Linked DNA regions of Homo sapiens: regions 2, 3 and 4 are each linked to region 1. Evidence: chromatin loops called from intact Hi-C (ENCODE). Cell type or tissue: mammary epithelial cell. All regions are shown on one strand.

Region 1 (5,000 bases):
GATCCTTCTGCGGCCTGCGGCTCTGCAGGTGTGAAGCCTGAGGAAGGGACCTGAGCACAGGCAGCGCTAGTGATAATCAAGGGCATCCTCCTCTTGAGCTTCTCAATTTGTTGGATTCCAAAAGCTGTCTGATCGCAGGTTTTCTGTCTTATACAAATGTGATCTGTATCTCTCCTGTGTCTTCACCCAAGAAATGAAAACAGCTATTAAACATACCTGGCCTGAAGACGGCCCCAAGGCATTCTGTTAGAGGGAATGGAAAGCTGCCCAACACATCTGGTATCCGGAGAAGCATTTTCACAACTAAACTTGACCTGACCCAGCTGCACGGTGACTGGCTCCAGGAAGATGGGGTGAACCATCCCTCCTGGGACCCTGTGACAAAAGGCAGAGGCTCTTGGGCAAGGCTGCCAGGGGTCCTTGCAAGTGGGGTCTGTGCAAATGACATTCTCATTTGCTAGACTTTGTTCAAAGATCTTTGGAAACTCTGCTATTCAGTGCCAACAGCACGTGCTCATCTGGCCTTCTGCTTGCCCATCTGCAGCAGTTCCTGCGACCTGTGAGGTGTGCGAGCATCCACAGGTGCAACAGCAACGGCCTAGGCCTCTGCAGAACCTCAAGAGCACTCGGGTGCTGGGGAGTTTGGCGTGCTCAGGCTTTGAGGTGTGTCACTCCCAGGACAAACCAGAACCACAGGAGACAAGATCTGCATTGTGAACATTCACTGGCCACCAAGGGCCAAGTGGGCCTAGCCCCAGGAGAAGTGGCAGGTGCGGCTGAACTGAGGGGGCACTTACAGAGTGATGATGCGGGAACGGGCCAAACTGGTGATGGGGGTACAGGCTGGAGAAGTATCCGGAGTGGGTCTGCAGCATGAGAGAAAGAGTCAGTGGGCGGGTGCTCTCAGGGACTGTCACTGGCCTCAGGGAGGCCAGATTCCCAACATGCGACACAGGCTCTCTGTGGCATCAGCTGGCTCCACTGTCGTGTCTACACGCCTGTCCCTCTGTGTCTCAGATCTCTGCTCCACTTCTCCCACTCAGACCACGGAATGCTTGGCAAGATGTCCCCTGGTTGCAGTAGCTCTCTGGGCTAAATGTTCATCATTTCTAAGCTGAGTCATGCCTGAGGCGTCCTAGGAACATACCATGGGTGTGAACACACACATACACACATACACCCACTGGCACTTGCACCCATACACTCTTAACCTGCCCTCGGGTGGAGAGGCGGGGCCAGTGCCTTCCGTTTTCTGGAGAATGATGAGTCGTAGATGAAAAAGAACAGAGTGTGCTGGACAATACCCAAGAGTTATTCAGAACAAGCAAATGTGTTCCTGGGCAGATAGATCAGTCAGCTCCATCAGAGAATTCTAGAAGGAATGGAAAGAATCCTGAGAAGGGAGAAATGTCAAAGGAGACTGAGCTTTGGGAATCTGAAATGGGAGGATCACTTGGGTTCAGGAACTTGAGACTAGCCTGGGTGACACAGAGAGATCCCATCTGTATAAAAAATAAAAATAAAAAATTAGCTGGGTGTGGTAGTGTGCACTCTGGTCCCAGTTACTCAGGAGGCTGAAGTGGGAGGATCACTTGAGCCTAGGAATTTGAGGCTGCAGTGAGCTATGATTGCACCACTGCACTGGTGCTATGCCTGGGCGACAGAGCAAGGCCCTGTCTCCATAAGAAAAAAAAAAGAGAGAGAGTGACTGAGAGAGGAGAGAAAGAAAATGAATGTGGAGAGAGAGGAGCAGGGAACAGGAGGGCAGATATGGACAGAAAAAAAGTAGAGCTATTAAGAAAATAGAAATTTAGAAAGTAGCTGCTTTTATTTTATTTCTTTATTTTTGAGACGGCATTTCACTCTTTCGCCCAGGCTGGAGTGAAGTGGCGCGATCTCGGCTCACTGCAACCTCCGCCCCCGCAGGTTCAAGCGATTCTCCTGCCTCAGCCTCCCAAGTGGCTGGGATTACAGGCACCCCCCACCACGCCTGGTTAATTTTTTGTATTTTTAGTAGAGATGGGGTTTCACCATGTTGGCCAGGCTGGTCTCGTACTCCTGACCTCAGGTGATCTACCCGCCTTAGCCTCCCAAAGTGATATGATTATAAGTGTGAGCCACTGCACCCTGCCAAGTAGCTGCTTTTTACTGAATAGGTACTGTGTACTAGATACTAACATAGATATTTTGTGTCTATTCATAAACTCTTTTAATCCTCACAACAGTCCTATGAGAAGGAACTATGTCTGATTTGATACTTTTTTTTTTTTGAGATGGTGTTTCACTCGTTGACTAGGCTGGAGTGCAGTGGCGCAATCTCGGCTCACTGCATCCTCCACCTCCCGGGTTCAAGCGATTCTCCTGCCTCAGCCTCCCAAATAGCTGGGATTACAGGCATGTGCCACCAAGCTCAGCTAATTTTGTATTGTTAGTAGAGACAGGGTTTCACCATGTTGGTAAGGCTGGTCTTGAACTCCTGACCTCAAGTGATCCACCCGCCTCAGCCTCCCTTTAAAGTGCTGAGGTTACAGGCGTGAACCACCGCGCCCGGTCTGATATATTCTTACAGGCAGAACGCTGACCTGAGTCAGCAGAATTGCTAGCTGTGCTTTACACAAGGCTGGGTCAACACTGACATTGCTGTTCCAGGAAAGGAAGTGAACAGCTCTGGGCACCATGGAACCAATTCCCACAGGCCCACCCTGCAAGATAGTCCTCCAGGAAGACGATTCCAACAGTGGTCAGACGTGGCTGAGGTTTGGAGTCTGGTGACCCAGCTTTCACTTGAGGATCCCTGAGCAAATCTCACAGTGACAGGCAATGCCCTCCATCCCCCGAATCTCCTGAAGGTTAGGATTTTGCCTTATGACCCATTAGGGACAAAATGAAACCGTTGCCCTTTTTGAGCTTGGAATGAGAAGGCAGAGATGTGAACAACTTGAGGAGCTGCTCCAGGGCTGCTGTAGGTTACCAGCCACGCCTGCCGGCGACAGAGCTCCACTTAACACGGCTGTAGTGAGAGCCTTGCTTTGACTTGGAAAGGGGCTGCAGCAGCCCCTCATGCCCACAAGAGGGCGCTATGAGATCAGCAGTCTCTTGGCAAGCTCAAGTTTTGCAGGAAGGTGGGTGAAGCAGTTTCTCTCTCTTGGCTCTGCTTCTAAGGACCCCCTGGAAAGAACATCAGCTCCAGAGCTTTCTCTGCAGGTCCGTGTCCTGGGCCATGAAGAGCTGGGGGAGAATTCATGCAACTCTTCTGCACAAAACTCTAGTCTGGGAAAAGAGCACTTCAGCCCTCCTCCCGCCTGAAGAATCGTTCCTTCAGGTCTCATGGCAGAAATAATTCCTTTGAACTATGATTTGCCATTTCCTTACAAAACTCATGTGAGGCCGGGAATAGACAAGCCACAGTGTGGCTCCTATTCTGGGTTCAAATACTTCTCACATAAATACTATCAAATTTAGACTTCCTAGGAACTCAGGGTAAGAAAGAGATTTTTAAAATTAGCTGTCAAAGGATAAAAAGGACAAATTCTCTTTTATTCATGAGTAACAGCTGAAAAATTGTCACAGGGAAAGAATCTTGAACTTGCAATCAGGAGCTTGTTTCTAGCGGAGGCTCTGCCATTAGCCCCTGTATATAGAAGTTAGTTTCTGGTGTCAGAAGATCTGAGTCTCTGAATCACTACCTCTACAAGTTGGAAAAAATTATTTAATCTTTCTGAGCCTTATCCACAAACAGACTCAAATAATATCTAGTTCTTATAGTACTGTTGTGAGGGTTTGTTCATTCATTCATTCAAAAGGCATTTGAGGCTGGGCACGGTGGCTCATGCCTGTAATCCTAGCACTTTGGGAGGCTGAGGCAGGCGGATTATTTGAGGTCAGCAGTTCAAGACCAGCCTGTCCAACATGGCGAAACCCCATCGCTAGCAAAAATACAAAAATTAGCCGGGCGTGGTGGTGGACACCTGCAATTCCAGCTATTCAGGAGGCTGAGGTGGGAGAATCGCTTGAACCCGGGAGACAAGAGGTTTCAGTGAGCCGAGATCATGCCACTGCACTCCAGCCTGGGTGACAGAACAAGACTGTCTCAAAAAAAAAAAAAAAAAAAAAAGGCATCTGAGCACCTACTCTGTGGGAGGCATTGACCCGGGTCCCGGGTGCTGGGGACACAGTTATTAAGACAGTAATGGTCACTGTCAGCATGGAGCTTGTGTTCTACCGGGGAGGCAGGCACAAAAGAGAACTTCAAGTACTGTGAAAGAAATGAACAAGAACAGGCAAGGAGCAGGTGTGGAGGTGAGTGGTCTGGAAAAGACTGCTGCAGTCAAGACCCAGGGAGGAGATGGAGCCCCAGAAAAGGCACTGGGACGGAGCATTCTAAGCAGGGTTCTAGGAGGTCCAGAGCTAGAAAAGGGGTTGGCCTACTGGAAAACAGAAAGGAGGGCAGTGTGGTGAATGTGAATGAGGGTTAGCAGGATGTGGCGGGGGAGGCAGCACCAGTGGGCTACAGACTTGACACTCAGCAGGACAGACGCCCTTGACGGGTGCTATGTGGCATTCAGTGAGGTCACAGGAATGAAAGATCACTGGGCACTGGATGAGCTAAATTAATTAGTGATAAATGAGTGCTTATGTATAATGAAAGGTCTGGCCAGACGTGGTGGCTCAAGCCTGTAATCCCAGCACTTTGGGAGGCCGAGGTAGGCAGATCGCTTGAGGTCAGGAGTTCAAGACCAGCCTGGCCAACATGGTGAAACCCCACTTCTACCCAAAATACAAAAATTAGCCAGGCATGGTGGTGCACATCTGTAGTTCCAGCTACTTGGGAGGCTGAGGCAGGGGAACTGCTTGAACCCGGGAGGCGGAGGTTGCAGTGAGCCGAGATCATGCCACTGCACTCCAGCCTGGGTGACAGAGTGAGACTCCATCTCAAAAAGAAAAAAAGACAAAAAAAAAAAAAGTGTCTTATCAGAGCATACTATTTCCCCTTCCCATAC
Region 2 (5,000 bases), 320 kb after region 1:
AGCAATATGCTGATGTTTTGTCCAAGGTTTTGGGGAAAGAAGTCCGAGATGCAAAGGTGAGTTCTTAGGGGACATCCATGTGATCACAAGAGGCCACCTTGGTTAACATTCCACTGACTTACAAATTTTGGTAGACTCTCTGTGGATTTAGGCAGGATTGAACTTAAACTTTCAGAAGAAATTGAGAAGGATTGTGGTTCCATAAATCTATCTTCATCGATTGGTGCAGTGGAATCTCTCCCATATGGCTTTATTTCTTTGGCTTAGGGTTAATTGACTTGTAAAAGTAAAATTACTTTTGAGTGGAAAGAACGTAGAATGTGAAGATTGAGATACAGCCTTTTTACACACATGATCCCAACTCCTCTCATAAGTCCTTGCTGCTGACCACTTCGGTCGTCCAGAGCTAGCTGATGTGGAACAAGACACTTAGCTTCATTGAGCCTCAGCTTCCTCAGTTGCAAAGTGGGGAATGATAGTATCTACTTTGGATGTTCTTGTGAAAGTTACAGAGAATATATTTAAAGGGCTTATCATAGTGTTTGGCACATGGCAGAGATGTATTGAGTCTCTATTATGAACCCAATGCTACTTTAAGGAATTTGCAGCAAGGTTGGAGTAAAAATATTGATGCCCATCAAGTCGCCATGATCATTATAAGACATAACACTATAGGTGCTTAATTGTGTTGTTCAGACTATCTGTGCTATAGATGACCAGAAAACAGTGGAAGAAGGTTTCATGGAAGACGTGGGCTTGAGTTGGTCCTTGAGGGAACATGACCATGTATAGACAGAGGAGGCATCAAGAAGGCTGGCCTGGCTAATTCTGGAATAAACACGACAAACCAGAGGCAGTACGGGAAGGAGGCAAATTCTGGCTCTGCCTCTATCCTTGGTAATTTACTTAACCTCTCTCCATCTCAGTGTCTTCATATGTTCCAAAAAAAGTTGTTATACCTCCTTCATGGGATCATTGTGAGGATGAAATGAGATCTGTACAGCAGGTGCTTGGCACTGGGTCTGGCATTTAGTAAGCCCTCAGCAACTGATCATGCTATAAATCATGCAGGAATGGCCTCCTTGTGTGGGGGGCTGCCTTCTTGGGCTTGGGGGTAAGTTATTTTCTCCAAGAAATTGTGCCTGGCCAGGACAGACTTTTTACAGAAGAGTGAGAATTGGTGATATTGGGCATCACCAGCCATTTCCCCAAGCAGGTATTGACAAGAGGAAGGGAAAAGAAAACAGGTTGTTTTCAGGGTACAATGATAGAGTTGAGTAGTTCCAACAGAGAACTTATGGCCCACAAAGCCTACAATATTTATATCTAGGCCTTTAGAAAAAAGTTTGTTTCCCAGCACTTTGGGAGGCCAAGGAGGGTGGATCACGAGGTCAGGAGTTTGAGACCAGCCTGGCGAACATGGTGAAACCCCGCCTCTACTAAAAATACAAAAATTAGCTGGGCATGGTGGTGGGCACCTGTAATCCCAGCTACTGGGGAGGCTGAGGCAGGAAAATCATTTGAACCCAGGAGGTGGAGGTTGTAGTGAGCCAAGATCGCGCCATTGCACTCCAGCCTGGGCGAGAGGGCAAGACTCCGTCTCAAAAAAAAAAAAAATAGTTTGTTGACATATGTTCTAGAATATTTCCTAGAATTAGGGATAGAAAGTTGGTTCTTGTTTGGATCAACAGCTCTTGGTCCAATGATTCTAGAGGGGATATCTAGATTCCCAATTCAGCCTCGGGTACTGAAGTTGTGAGGAGGCAAAGAGATATTTTTTTTTTTCTGGAAAACCAGTGTGGGAGTCAATCCAGCCACAAAACCACATCTGGTTATCTCATTGAAGCCACACACACATTTCTCGGAGAGATTGTTACTCCTGAACCCAAGAAGGCAGCCACCCACTCAAAGATGGGCTCACAAGAAGATCTGCAAGGTTCCTTGCACCTGAGTACACATTCACTTCTCAGTGACCCTTCTCCCAGGCCATTTGCATTTGGGTCATATGTTCATTTTGTCTTGTGGTTTTGAACTCTGTAAGGAAGGAGAGAAAGAGAGAGCGTGAGTGTAGGGGATGAGTGTGTGTATTGATTCTTAGAGGATGCAGTAGACATTGTTCTGAATTGCTCAGAACCTTCCAAGCATCTATTAGTCATATACTTGGTCCCTGACACTTCTTGGTATACAAATTGTTTTATAATGCAGCTGAAGCTCCTCTGGCACCACAGACTGTAGGGCATCAGAGGCTGGAACTTCTGTAGAATGGTCTGACAATTCCGGGGAAGGGTGCATCTGGCCACAAGGTGGCGCTCCAGCCCTCACGGTCTGACTTCCTCCTACCTCCTCAAGTGGGTGTGAAATGTCTAGTTGAAACTGTCTAACCCCCAAAGGAAGATGGTTTTCTCAGAAAGTGAGACATAACAGAACAGACCTCTTTCCTTCAAAAATCTGCAGTAAAAGAATCCCTTATTTTACTGAAGTACATGTGGTATCAAAGTTATGGATGAAAGAGTGACTCAAGGAGACAGACATGAAAGAATCTTCCATGCTTCTCACATAGACTTCTATTTCCAAACTCACTTCAAATTTTCAACGTTTTTCTGATTTCAAAAATAGCAACTGCTTATTGAAGAAAACTCGGAAAATTATGAAAAAGAAAATACAAATCACACGTAGTTCAATCTCTCAGAGATAGCTACTGTTAAGATTTGACAGATTGTCTTGTCTTTTTCCAGTATATATAAGTATCTATATATGTATATACTGTATATACTTATATATATTTATTGTATTAAATATATACATATGTATATGTATATATAAGTATGTGTATATATGTATATATTTAATACAATTATTAAATTGTATTATTGTATTAAATGTATACATATATACACACATATATATACATATGCATATATTTAACACAGTTAAAATAACACTAAATGTACCATTTTGTTTCTGGCCTTTTCAGTTAATGTTATGAGAATTTTTCTATTTTGTTAAACTTCTCCAAAAACATTAAACTGCATTATGTTCTGAGAGTAGATGTACCACAATTAATTCTACCATTTCTGTATTGTTGGCCATGTAGGTTGTTCTTAATTTTCTCATTATTATGAATGCATGTGACAATCATTGTTTTGCCTAAGTTGTTTGTGTCTGTCACCTTTTTTAAAGGCCAAGTAAAATTGCAAAGTCAGAGTTTATCTCTGAGGGCTAAAGACAGATTATACTGGATCCAATAGAAATGATTTTTAGCTAATTCAGTAGGGGGAATTATGGATCTAGTTAGTGTTAGAAAGGATTCAAGGAGTGGATTTTATGGAAGGTGACAGAAGGCAGCTCAGTTGGCGTGGGATGGGCTCCATTTCTGCTTGGGCCTGGCCTTGGCAAAGGCTGGGGCAATTGGAGGTAAAATACAGACCTCTAACCAAGAAAGGGAGCGAGGATGGATGGGCCATCAGCCAGGTGAGAAGGAGAGCCTGGTGCCAGAGAGGGGGGATCTTGATGCCGCATGGAGGCCCAGGTGGGTGGACGGTTTCAGAGGGCTGGTGGGGGAATACGAAGAGGAAGTATAGGCAAGAGCACTGTGAGGTGCTATTCACATGAAGGCTGGTACAGATCTACAGTACCTTACCCAAAAGGCTTGGGGCCAGAAACAATTCAGCTTTAGGAATCTTTCGGCTTTTAGATAGGTTATTGTCTACATATATAACATCACCAGCACGGGCTGGAGCAGGAACCTGTAATCAAACACATCTATATCTCTGCAGGCAAATATTTGAATGTTTCCACTAAATGGTATGATTAAAGACCATAAATAGCTTCACATAGTTAGATCAGGTTTGCCACTAATTTAGTTCAAAAAGGTCAGTTTGCTGCCAAATGGCTTATGGGGGAAAAAAAACTTTAGAGTCTCTTGGATTTTGGAGTTAGGCTAAAGAATTGTGGACCTGGCTGGGTGCTGTGGCTCACACCTGTAACCCCAGCACTTTGGGAGGCAGAGGCGGGCAGATCACCTGAGGTCAGGAGTTTGAGACCAGGCTGGCCAACATGGCGAAACCCCATCTCTACCAAAAATACACAAAATTAGTCGGGCGTGGTGGCGGGTGCCTGTAATCCCAGCTACTCAGGAGGCTGAGGCAGGAGAATTACTTGAACTCGGAGGGCAGAGGTTGCAGTGAGCCGAGATCGCACCACTGCACTCCAGTCTGAGTGACAGAGTGAGACACTGTCTTAAAAAAAAAAAAAAAAGAATTATGGACCTGTGTCATCATTAAGGTGAATAATGTCATTTCAAACTATTTTAAGTATGGGCTATAACATTTTCTGTCTTCTTATTTGTTCTTAAAAGATTACCCCGGAAGCTTTCGAGAAGCTGGGATTCCCTGCAGCAAAGGAAATAGCCAATATGTGTCGTTTCTATGAAATGAAGCCAGACCGAGATGTCAATCTCACCCACCAACTAAATCCCAAAGTCAAAAGCTTCAGCCAGTTTATCTCAGAGAACCAGGGAGCCTTCAAGGGCATGTAGAAAATCAGCTGTTCAGATAGGCCTCTGCACCACACAGCCTCTTTCCTCTCTGATCCTTTTCCTCTTTACGGCACAACATTCATGTTGACAGAACATGCTGGAATGCAATTGTTTGCAACACCGAAGGATTTCCTGCGGTCGCCTCTTCAGTAGGAAGCACTGCATTGGTGATAGAACACGGTAATTTGATTCACATTTAACTTGCTAGTTAGTGATAAGGGTGGTACACCTGTTTGGTAAAATGAGAAGCCTCGGAACTTGGAGCTTCTCTCCTACCACTAATGGGAGGGCAGATTATACTGGGATTTCTCCTGGGTGAGTAATTTCAAGCCCTAATGCTGAAATTCCCCTAGGCAGCTCCAGTTTTCTCAACTGCATTGCAAAATTCCCAGTGAACTTTTAAGTACTTTTAACTTAAAAAAATGAACATCTTTGTAGAGAATTTTCTGGGGAACATGGTGTT
Region 3 (5,000 bases), 110 kb after region 1:
TATCATCAAAGCCCCAAATTTATTTGCCACTACATTAAGGCAAAACAATTTAAAATATTTTAAATTTAAATTTAAATACATTTTAAAATATTTTAAGTATAATGATCTAGAACGTGGACCAACAAACTACGGTTGATAGGTCAAATCCAGCCAGCCACCTGTTTTTGTATAGTCTACAAGCTAAGAATGTTTTTCCCTTTTTTTAAATGGTTGGAAAAAAAATAAAAAGAATATTCCGTGACATGTGAAAATTATACAAAATTCAAATCTCAGTGTCCATAAATAAAGTTTTATTGGAACACAGCCATGCTCATCCATTTACATATTGTCTATGGCTGCTCTTGCAGAGTTGAATAGGTACTAAAGGGATAGTATCATCTAACAAGCCAAAAATATTTACTAGCTAGTGCTTTACAGAAAAAGTTTGCCAACCCCTGGTCTAGAGACAAACCTGGGTTGTGAAAAATACTTTTTACTGATTTCATTTAATACTTTATAGTTTTCCCTGGTATATTCACACCTATTACTTTCATTTTATCTTCACTCCAAGTCAGTGAGTTATATCCTGTTTAGAGATGAGATCGCAAGTTTGAAAGTGGACTTGCCCAAGGTCATGCAGCAGTTAAGAGGCAAGGCCAGGGCTACACCCCAGTTTTCTGACCTATATCCCAAGGTGTTCACAACACACAGCTGTCTTCTTGGATGCCTGCTAATTGTAGCTGCCGTCTTTTAGACATTCTCTCCACATTTGATAGTTCACCTTAGTGTAAAGTCCCTCCTTCCTAAAATAGGACTGAAAACAAACTGCCCAGCCCCACTTCCTGCTAGGATAGAGACACACAACTGTGGACCCAGTGGCTTCCCAATCTGGCAGAGGCAGTTGTGGGAGAAGCTTCTCGATGGTGGCATAGGCAACAGCTCTCTTGGCAGACCAGTTCTGCAGACTATCAAGAAGCTCCACCTGCAGCCTGTTTCTTCAGCCTGTCCGACAATTCTGTGATCTATCTATATACCTCAATGCATTCTTTTGTGCTTAATCTAGCTACTCTGTGGATTCTGTTCTCCACAACGATGACCAGAGACCAACACAAGTTCAGAAGAAATCCTTATAATACTACAGTGTTTCCTAAAACCTTCCAGAACAACTTCCCACCATCATTACTATCTTCTAAAATCCAATCCCATTTCCATAAGATGTTAAAGGATTCTGTAGTTATGTAAATAAATTATAAAACATCAAGTTAAACAGATTTCTTTACTACAGGACTTCTCAGAGCCTTAAAATGCATGTGTGCTTCACAAATCTCCAAGAAAGGGACAAGTATACAACATTTGAAAAATGTATTTGACCACTGAACCATTTTTTAATATGTCTTACCAGTACAGTAATATATTTGGGGAAATATTGATCAACATACCTTCTACTTGGAAAAAAAAGTTTATAATTATAAAATATTTTAAAATAAGGCTGCTGAAATGAGGAATACAATTCTGGAATATGTTGGGTGAAATTATGGAATGTATTAGGGTTGAAAATGATTTCATGTACTGTTCAGGGGATATATTTTAGTGCAGCCATTTTGGAAAGCATTGGCAATGATTATTTTAGGTTAATGCAAAAGTAATTGCAGTTTTTGCCACTGAAAGTAATGGCAAAAACAGCAATTACTTTCACACCAACCTAAATAGCAAGTGTCTTAATCCTTATATTACTCTTTAATCCAATTATACTTCTAGGAATATTTCCTTAAAAAAATCTGAAATGTGGACAATTACCAGATCCTCAGCCCTTATATACACTTTTGTGACTTTATGCAAAAGAAAAAAATGTTCTCACTTGAGAAAAACACAGAAGGGTACTGCTTTGTCTTTCTATTCAGGTCATAACTTCCTTATGATTGAGGGAAAAGAGACAAAGGGGCTGTTATTTTCTTAGTGGCATCATGACACTATATAAACATTTATTTAGCTCTTTACCTCCTACAGAAAAAGGAAAAAGGAAAGTTGAGAACTTTCCCAAGAGTATCTCTATTGTTAATTAAAACATCCTCAGCCAGATGCATGGCATCCCTGTAAGTGAAACAGTGAAGAACCTGGGCGACATGAGTATGTAGTTAGAGGTGTCACGATGCTGAGCTAACCCGAGGGCTGATGATGAACTACAAACCTTCAGGATAGATTTTTTTCTGTGGGATTCAGTTTAACTTGGTAAAGAATATGATAATGATAAAGAACTGCATGTTAACCCTTTTAAGTCAATCTAAGTATTTTTAAAAGGTCCTTTAATACTACTTAAATATTTAAATTATATTTTGAATATGTATATACTTAATACATATAAAAATGATATAAATTTTCTGTCTAATTCTGTGGAGGACTGAAGGAAGCTTCAAATTCAGCAATTTGTAGATTCAGATCATGTGACTAGGACAGCACTGCCCTCTAGTGGTGGAGTATCATGCTTTCACTTTGAAGCTTCTGATAGATCAATAAGCACCTTTAAAAGGTTGAATCTAAGCCAGGCGTGGTGGCTTTTACGCCTGTCATCCCAGCACTTTGGGAGGCTGAGGCGGGTGGATCACCTGAGGTCAGGGAGACTAGCCTGACCAATATGGTGAAACTCCATCTCTTCTAAAAATACAGAAATTAGCCAGATGTGGTGGCATGCGCCTGTAGTCCCAGCTACTCAGGAGGCTGAGACAGGAGAATTGCTTGAACCTGGGAGGTGGAGATTGCAGTGAGCTGAGATTACGCCACTGCACTCCAGCCTGGGCGACAGAGTGAGACTCCGTCTCAAAACAAATCAAAACAAAAAAAAGGTTGAACCTGGGCGGGGCGCGGTGGTCCACGCCTGTAATCCCAACATTTTGAGAGACCAAGGTGGGAGAATCACTTGAGGCCAGGCATTTGAGATCAGCCTGGGCAACACAGCAAAACCCCCACCTCTATAAAAATTTTTAAAAATTAGCTGAGCATGGGGAGGCTGAGGAGGATGGGAGGATGGATTAGGCCAAGGAGTTGAGGTGGAAGGAGGACTTGGCCCCTCGAGTTTGAGGTTGCAATGAGACATCCATGATCATGCCACTGCACTCCAGCCTAAGAGACAGAATGACACCCTGTCTCCAAATTTTTTTTAAAAAAAAGGTGAATCTATTGTTTAAAACGGAAGTTATAAAGAGACAGCAAACACTCAGAAGAACCTGTAACTCTTAAATAGTGAATGCCATAACCAAGTAAAGGTATTCAGCTCAAAGGCCACTCTTCAATTTGCTCTCAAGTGCATTTTACAGACAGAGAAATCATGGTCTCCAAAGATTAGAAATGGCCTGGCACGGTGGCTCACGCTTGTAATCCCAACACTTTTGGAGGTTTGAGGCAGAAGGATAGCTTGAGCCCAGGAGTTCAAGACCATCCTGGGCAACATACCAAGATCCTATTTCTACAAAAAATTTTAATTAATGGTGATGCACACCTGTGGTCCCAGCTACTCAGGAGGCTGAGGTGGAAGGATCGATTGAGCCCAGGAGGTCAATGCTGCAGTGAACTGTGGTCACTGCCACTGCACTCCCGCCTGGATGATAGAATGAGACCCTGTCTCCAAAAAAAAAAAAAAAAAAAAAAAGAAACAATTTCATCTCAGTCACAAAACCACATGAACCAAGAGGTCTGTGTTTCTGTCATGCTTACTATCTATTAGGCAAAATCCACAAACCATCTTTTCACATTTTATCTCTAAAGAAGTGCCAACTGCCTATAGCAGCAGCCACTGTATCCCTCTTCCCAAAGTTCGGCCCCTGGGGACCAGAGGCCCACACAAACCCAATAAGATCTGGGAACCCCTGGAAGGGAAACGAATCCTGAGCCTTCTCTCTATGTCCTCAAGGAAGCAGAACTGGGGGATGGTCTCTCTCTTAGGCTCCTATGTCAACAGAATCTACGTCTCATAAGAAGGGATGTGGTGGCGGGCGTGTAATTTACATCAGAAAAATGAAGTCTCTACCCTTGCTCTGTCATAGCACACCACATAGTTAGGACTCAGGACTGGTCGAGCAGGACCGGCCAACCCGAGGGAGCATATCTGGTGATTTACGGGAAACTCCAGTTCTCTCAAGGAAAATGGGATGTGATAGGAAAAGCAAAACCAACGAACAGAGATTCACCATGTCAGAGTGAGAAAGAGTAGTGGGTTATATTTAAAAAGGATTTTATACATTGGAAAGTATTTTCACAAGCATCTTATTTGCTCCTTTGGTTATGACCCCATAGGCCTTTATTCCAAGGCACCAGATTTTAAAAAGACTGAGAAGTTAAATGGCTTGCCTGTGTAATCTGGAAAATTGGTAACAGACTCAAGACTCACCCAGAGTCTGTTATGTTTCCCATAGCACCTGTGACACCCAAGGTGGAGGTGCCTTAATTACCAGCACATACAAATTATGAGAGGAGGAGCCCCTCTAGGCAGTCACAGTCAGAGCAGCACAAAGAGACTGTAATAGATGATCTTGTGGAAAGGTTTCTGTTCTATTTGTCTTTTAGTTAGAGACAGGGTCTCACTGTTGCCCAGGCTGGAGTGCAGTGGCACAATTATAGCTCACTGCAGCTTCAAACTCCTGGGCTGAAGTAATCCTCCCACCTCAGCCTCTCTAGCAGCTAGGACTACAGATGTGCATGACCACATCTGGCTAATTTATCCTTTTTTGGTAGAGAGGGAGACTCACTATGTTGCCCAGACTGGTCTTGAACTCTTGGCCTCAAGCAATCTTCCCACCTTGGCTACCCAAAATGCTGAAATTATAGGCATGAGCCATGGCACCCAGCAAACGGCTTTTAAAAATCCAAAGAACAGTCACAGAACTTAAAAAGTAAACAAGCCTAAGACTAGAAGAGGGACAAGGAGGCCTACAAAACTTGAAAAGAGCCTAAATGGGCCAGGCATGGTGGCTCACGCCTGTAACCTCAGCACTTTGGGAGGGCGAGTTGGGCCGATCACTTGAGGCCAG
Region 4 (5,000 bases), 240 kb after region 1:
GGCAAGCTGGGTGCATCACTTGAGGCCAGGAGTTTGAGACCAGCCTGGCCATCATGGCGAAACCCCGTCTTTACTAAAAATACTAAAAATTAGCTGGGCATGGTGATGCACACCTGTAGGCCCAGCTATTTGGGAGGCTGAGGCACGAGAATCGCTTGAACCCGGGAGGCAGAGGTTGCAGTGAGCCAAGATCATGCCACTACACTCCAGCCTGGGTGACAGAGCAGCAAGACTCCGTCTCAAACAAACAACAACAACAAACCTATCCACTTAAATTTTTCATTCGTATATTTTATTTTTAGATTCTAAAATTTTTGTTTGATTCTTTTCTGCATTTTCCGTCTTTCTATTGACATTTCCCAATTGTTCTCTCATTGTGTTCATCTTTTCCTTAAAATAGTTTAATGTGTTTATAATGCAGGTTTAAAGTCCTTGTTGATAATAACATCATTTCCATCATGTTGGGGTGTATTTCTATTTACTAACTTTCTTCCTCATTATAGATCATACTTTCCTGCTTCTTTCTGTATCTAGTAATTTTTAAATTATATGCTAGACATTATGGATGCTAAATTGTTGAGTGTCCAAATTTTTTTTAACTTCCTTGATAGATTTTTAGATTTTCTTTTTCAGGGACTTAATTTACTTGGGAATTAGCTTAATACTTTTGAAACTTATTTTTTAGCTTTGTTAGGGTGGGTCTAGAGAAACCTTTAACTCTAGGGCTAGATTAGTCTTTCTCCTAAGATGGGGTCTTTCTGAGATGTCTGCTGTGGTCTCATTTTTTATAAAGTATTTCCACTCTGGCTGGTTGAAACTTGAACATCTTTCAGACCTGTATGAGATTCGGTAGTTATTTAGCTCTCAGCTAAATGATAGTTGTTATTTCTCTGGTAATTGTTCATTGCCCAGCCTCTTGGAGACTTGTTCTGTGCATGCATAGTTTAGTATTTAGACGAAGACTCAACAGGGTCCCGACGCAGATTTTTGGAGGTCCTCCTTGGCATTGGTTCTTTCTCTTTGGTAATCTGCCCTACACATTCCAGACACAAGGTAGTCCTGAACTCTGATTTCCGTGTTCTTAAGTCAGGGAGACTTTTGTCCTCTGGTTGGGCTACCCCTCAGACACCACAGTCCAGAAATTGGCTCCAGAGAGAAAGCCATGGCATGCGGGCTCGTTTTGTTTGTTCCCTTTGCTGAAGAATCATGGTGCTGTGTTGCCTGAGGTACAACAGTTATTTCATGTATTTTGTCCAGCTTTATAGCTGTTTACTGAGGGAGAGCTGGTTGAGTATCAGTTTCTGTCATGGCTTGAAGTGTAAATACTTGCCTTTCAGCTTTCATATTTTTAATTTTGGAGAGTGATGAAAATATTCTAAATCATGAGTTTCAGAGGTAGTTATGTGACTATACACTTGTCAGAACTCATTGAATTGTGTAATAAGGGTACTTTTTTTGCATGTAGATGTTTATTTTATTTTATTTATTTATTTATTTATTTTTTGAGGTGAAATCTTGCTCTGTCACATAGGCTAGAGTGCAGTGGCGCAATCTCGGCTCATTGCAACCTCTGCCTCCCAGATTCAAGCGATTTTCATGCTCAGCCTCTTGAGTAGCTGGGATTACAGGTGCGCATCACCACATCTGGCTAATTTAACATCCGGCTAATTTTTGTATTTTTAGTAGAGACAGGGTTTCACCATGTTGGCCAGGCTGGTCTCAAACTCCTGACCTCATGTGATCCACCCGCCTTGGCCTCCCAAAGTGTTGGGATTACAGGTGTGAGCCACCACGCCCAGCCATGCATGTAAATTATACTCCAATAAAGCTCAGAAAAAGGTAAAATACTTTTTGAGACAAAAAAGTATTAAATGTTTAAATATTATTAAATATTAAATATAAGCACACACAAGAGTATACAGAATAATGGGAAACACCCTTATCATTATCACTCAGACTACAAAATAAAGCAATACAAATACAAGCAGAAGCTCCGTATATATGCCTCTCTTTGCATTTACTATCCTCATGCTTGTTTTTATCACCTTACTTCATATGTAGGTGTCTCCACAAATATGGTATTGTTTTCCCTGTCTTTAAACTTCACACATAAATGTTTCATTCATCTAGCTGTTTTCAATGATGTGATAATAAATAGGCAAACCCACACATGTGATTATATTTGCACAACTTCTAGACTTGGACCTGTACAGAAATGCAAAGTTTACCTGACTCTCTACATTTTGAACTCACTGTACTTCTCTCAGGAGAGAATGCCAAGAAAGTCACTGTCATTTATTCCTCTGCCTGGGGCAGAAAAATTAGTGAACACTCACTCTTGGTAAGTGGCATGAAAGGCCATTTGTAAGCCTGGCCCTGCTCCAATGGCTGCTGTGAAGATTCATGCACTGAGGGTGATGAGGGCTTGGAGCTCCCCTTGGCCTGAGTCAGCAACCTGCTGGTGCCTGGTGTCAGCAGTTTCCGGTCAGGGAGTGACTCACTGGACACCCTCCTACTTTCTGCTGGATGGAAGTGAGTGTCTCAGGGAAATTGATTCCAGCCCTCAGATCCAGACTGCACCATTAACTCTGTAAATCTGATTAATCCCTTAACAAGGGTCAGAAACATCTGTAATTCCTTTCCAGCGAGCCTCGTTTTTTATTTTATTATTATTATTATTTTGAGATGGAGTTTCACTCTTGTCGCCCAGGCTGGAGTGCAATGGCGTGATCCCGGCTCACTGCAACCTCCACCTCCCAGGTTCAAGCGAGTCTCCTGCTTCAGCCTCCCGAGTAGCTGGGATTACAGGTGCCCGCCACCACACTCAGCTAATTTTGTATTTTTAGTAGACGGGGTTTCTCCATGTTGGTCAGGCTGGTATCTAACTTCCGACCTCAGGTGATCTGCCCGCCTCGGCCTCCCAGGGTGCTGGGATTACAGGCGTGAGCCACTGCACCCGGCCTTACCAAATTTAAAACGATAGAAACACTGTTCAGACCAGGAACGGTGTCTCACACCTGTAATCCCAGCACTTTGGGAGGCCGAGGTGGCCGATCACTTGAAGTCAGGCGTTTGGGACCGGCCTGGCCAACATGGCAAAACCCCGACTCTACCAAAAATACAAAAATTAGCCAGGCGACATGGCGAATGCCTGTAATCCCAGCTACTCAGGAGGCTGAGGCAGGAGAATTGCTTGAACCCGGGAGGCGGAGGTTGCAGTGAGCCAATATTGTGCCACTGCACTCCAGCCTGGGAGACAGAGCGAGACTCCATCTCAAAAAGAAAACAAAAACAAAACAACAACAACAACAACAAACCCACTTTGTTCATAGAACTGCTGTGTATACAGCATGAAATTTGTATTTTCTTTTTAAATCTACAATCCTACACTTCAGGTTTGCAACTTTTGCTAATGTAAATCCTCCAGAACAAGCCTATCTCTTAAATCACTAGCAAGACTGCAGCTCATAAACACAGCCGGATCCTTCAGAATGAGTTTTATTTTCTCATATCCTTTGCTTATTCTAAGTAGAGCTTCATTTTCTTTTCCATGCTATTTTGAGCTATAACAAACCGCTCCTCTGTCCATTTCTTGATTTCCTGACAGGTCAGTTTTGATCTGTATAGTTTGATCAGTATAGTTAAATTTCCTGAAAGGCCACACAGCTGAGCCATGTAAAGTTCTCAGTAGAAATAAGAGGGACTGTGGCCAGGCATGGTGGCTCACGCCTGTAATCCCAGCACTTTGGGAGGCTGAAGTGAGTGGATCACCAGAGGTCAGGAGTTCAAGACCAGCCTGACCAACATATTGAAACCCTGTCTCTGCTAAAAATACAAAAAATTAGCTGGGCGTGGTGGCGGGCTCCTGTAATCCCAGCTACTCTGGAGGCTGAAGCAGGAGAATCGCTTGAACCCAGGAGGTGGAGATTGCAGTGAGCCGAGATGGCGCCATTGTACTCCAGCCTGGGCGACAAGAGCAAAATTCTGTCTCAAAAAATAAAAAAAATAAAAAAATTAAAAAAAGAAAGAAAGAAGAGGGACATCAAACAGAGGAGCCTGTTTTCAGAGTTCCCAGACCACATGAAATTCAGAAGCATTAACTAACCCCTTTGAAAGCAAAAATTTAATGCAGAAAAAGTACAAAAAGCATGCCAATATTAGGACACACGCACACACAACTGCATACACACTTTTTTTGCACATTTATTTTTTATTCTACTTCAAGTCAAGTATAATCAGTTTCTATATTTTTCAGTGAAATCAATTCCTTGAGGACTGAACATGCTTTTCTCATACACCCACAGTTTTCCTCCTCCCAGCTTCACCATTTAGGGATATGATACTTTTCAGAGTTGATAGGAAGTGTTTACCTTATTTTGACCATCTCAATATTGTTCACTTTTGAGACACGTACTATAATATAGCATGAATGACTTTCCTTTTTTCTTCTTTTTCTTTTTTTGAGAATGAGTCTCGCTTTATCACCCAGGCTGGAGTGCAATGGCATGATCTTGGCTCATTGCAACCTCCTTCTCCTGGGTTTAAGCGATTTTCCCCGCTCAGTCTCCCGAGTAGCTGGGATTACAGGTGCCCGCCACAACACCCGGCAAATTTTTGTGTTTTTAGTAGAGACGGGGTTTCACCATGTTGGCCGGGCTGGTCTCAATCTCCTGACTGCAAGTGATCTGCCTGCCTTGGCCTCCCAAAGTGCTGGGATTACAGGTGTGAGCTACGGCACCCAGCCATGAATGGCTTTCTTATTCCCTACAAATATTGTTTTATATCCTAGAATTCCAATTTTTTTTCATTTTTTAAATTTTTTATGTGCACGTATCTAATTTTCTTTGACTACTTCAAACCTGTGAAAGCCTCTCAGTAGTGTCTCTGAATACAAAAAGAGTTCCATTTTCCTTATTTGCCAAAGCACATCATCTAGGAGATTCCTCAAAAGTTGCATAGGGTATTCTTTTTTTTTTGAGATGGAGTCTCGCTTTGTCGCC

The links. Hi-C counts contacts between places; a loop is a spot of excess contacts. Peaks named below come from ENCODE experiments on the same cell type or tissue, not always from the same donor. Only the 100,000 strongest peaks of a DNase experiment are listed, where the experiment ranks them.
Region 2: it touches region 1 in a loop (18-fold over the local background); 9 of 110 quality-filtered maps call a loop at or near these places.
Region 3: it touches region 1 in a loop (9-fold over the local background); 77 of 110 quality-filtered maps call a loop at or near these places.
Region 4: it touches region 1 in a loop (12-fold over the local background); 13 of 110 quality-filtered maps call a loop at or near these places.

What each region holds. Positions count from the first base shown.
Region 1 is chr3:185,657,544-185,662,543 of GRCh38, forward strand. IGF2BP2 (insulin like growth factor 2 mRNA binding protein 2) reads right to left here. Exons shown (of 16, transcript NM_006548.6): 11 at 798-866. Among named protein-coding and RNA genes, the nearest start is that of IGF2BP2-AS1, 53 kb to the right of the region's middle. In mammary epithelial cell, a CTCF peak has its summit at 3,067 (motif pointing right); DNase peaks (open chromatin) are centred at 1,218 and 3,068; H3K27ac peaks cover 3,707 bases.
Region 2 is chr3:185,975,301-185,980,300 of GRCh38, forward strand. It overlaps the pseudogene NMRAL2P. Among named protein-coding and RNA genes, the nearest start is that of TRA2B, 40 kb to the left of the region's middle. In mammary epithelial cell, a CTCF peak has its summit at 2,298 (motif pointing right); no DNase peak of the experiment used is centred here.
Region 3 is chr3:185,766,232-185,771,231 of GRCh38, forward strand. The region is part of intron 2 of IGF2BP2 (insulin like growth factor 2 mRNA binding protein 2); the gene reads right to left. It overlaps MIR548AQ (microRNA 548aq), which reads right to left and starts at 1,673; the gene lies at 1,616-1,673. RefSeq lists enhancers at 3,075-3,575, 3,576-4,076. In mammary epithelial cell, a CTCF peak has its summit at 2,450 (motif pointing left); no DNase peak of the experiment used is centred here; H3K27ac peaks cover 1,660 bases.
Region 4 is chr3:185,897,989-185,902,988 of GRCh38, forward strand. No RefSeq gene overlaps it. Among named protein-coding and RNA genes, the nearest start is that of TRA2B, 38 kb to the right of the region's middle. RefSeq lists an enhancer at 2,313-2,607. In mammary epithelial cell, no CTCF peak of the experiment used is centred here; a DNase peak (open chromatin) is centred at 2,423.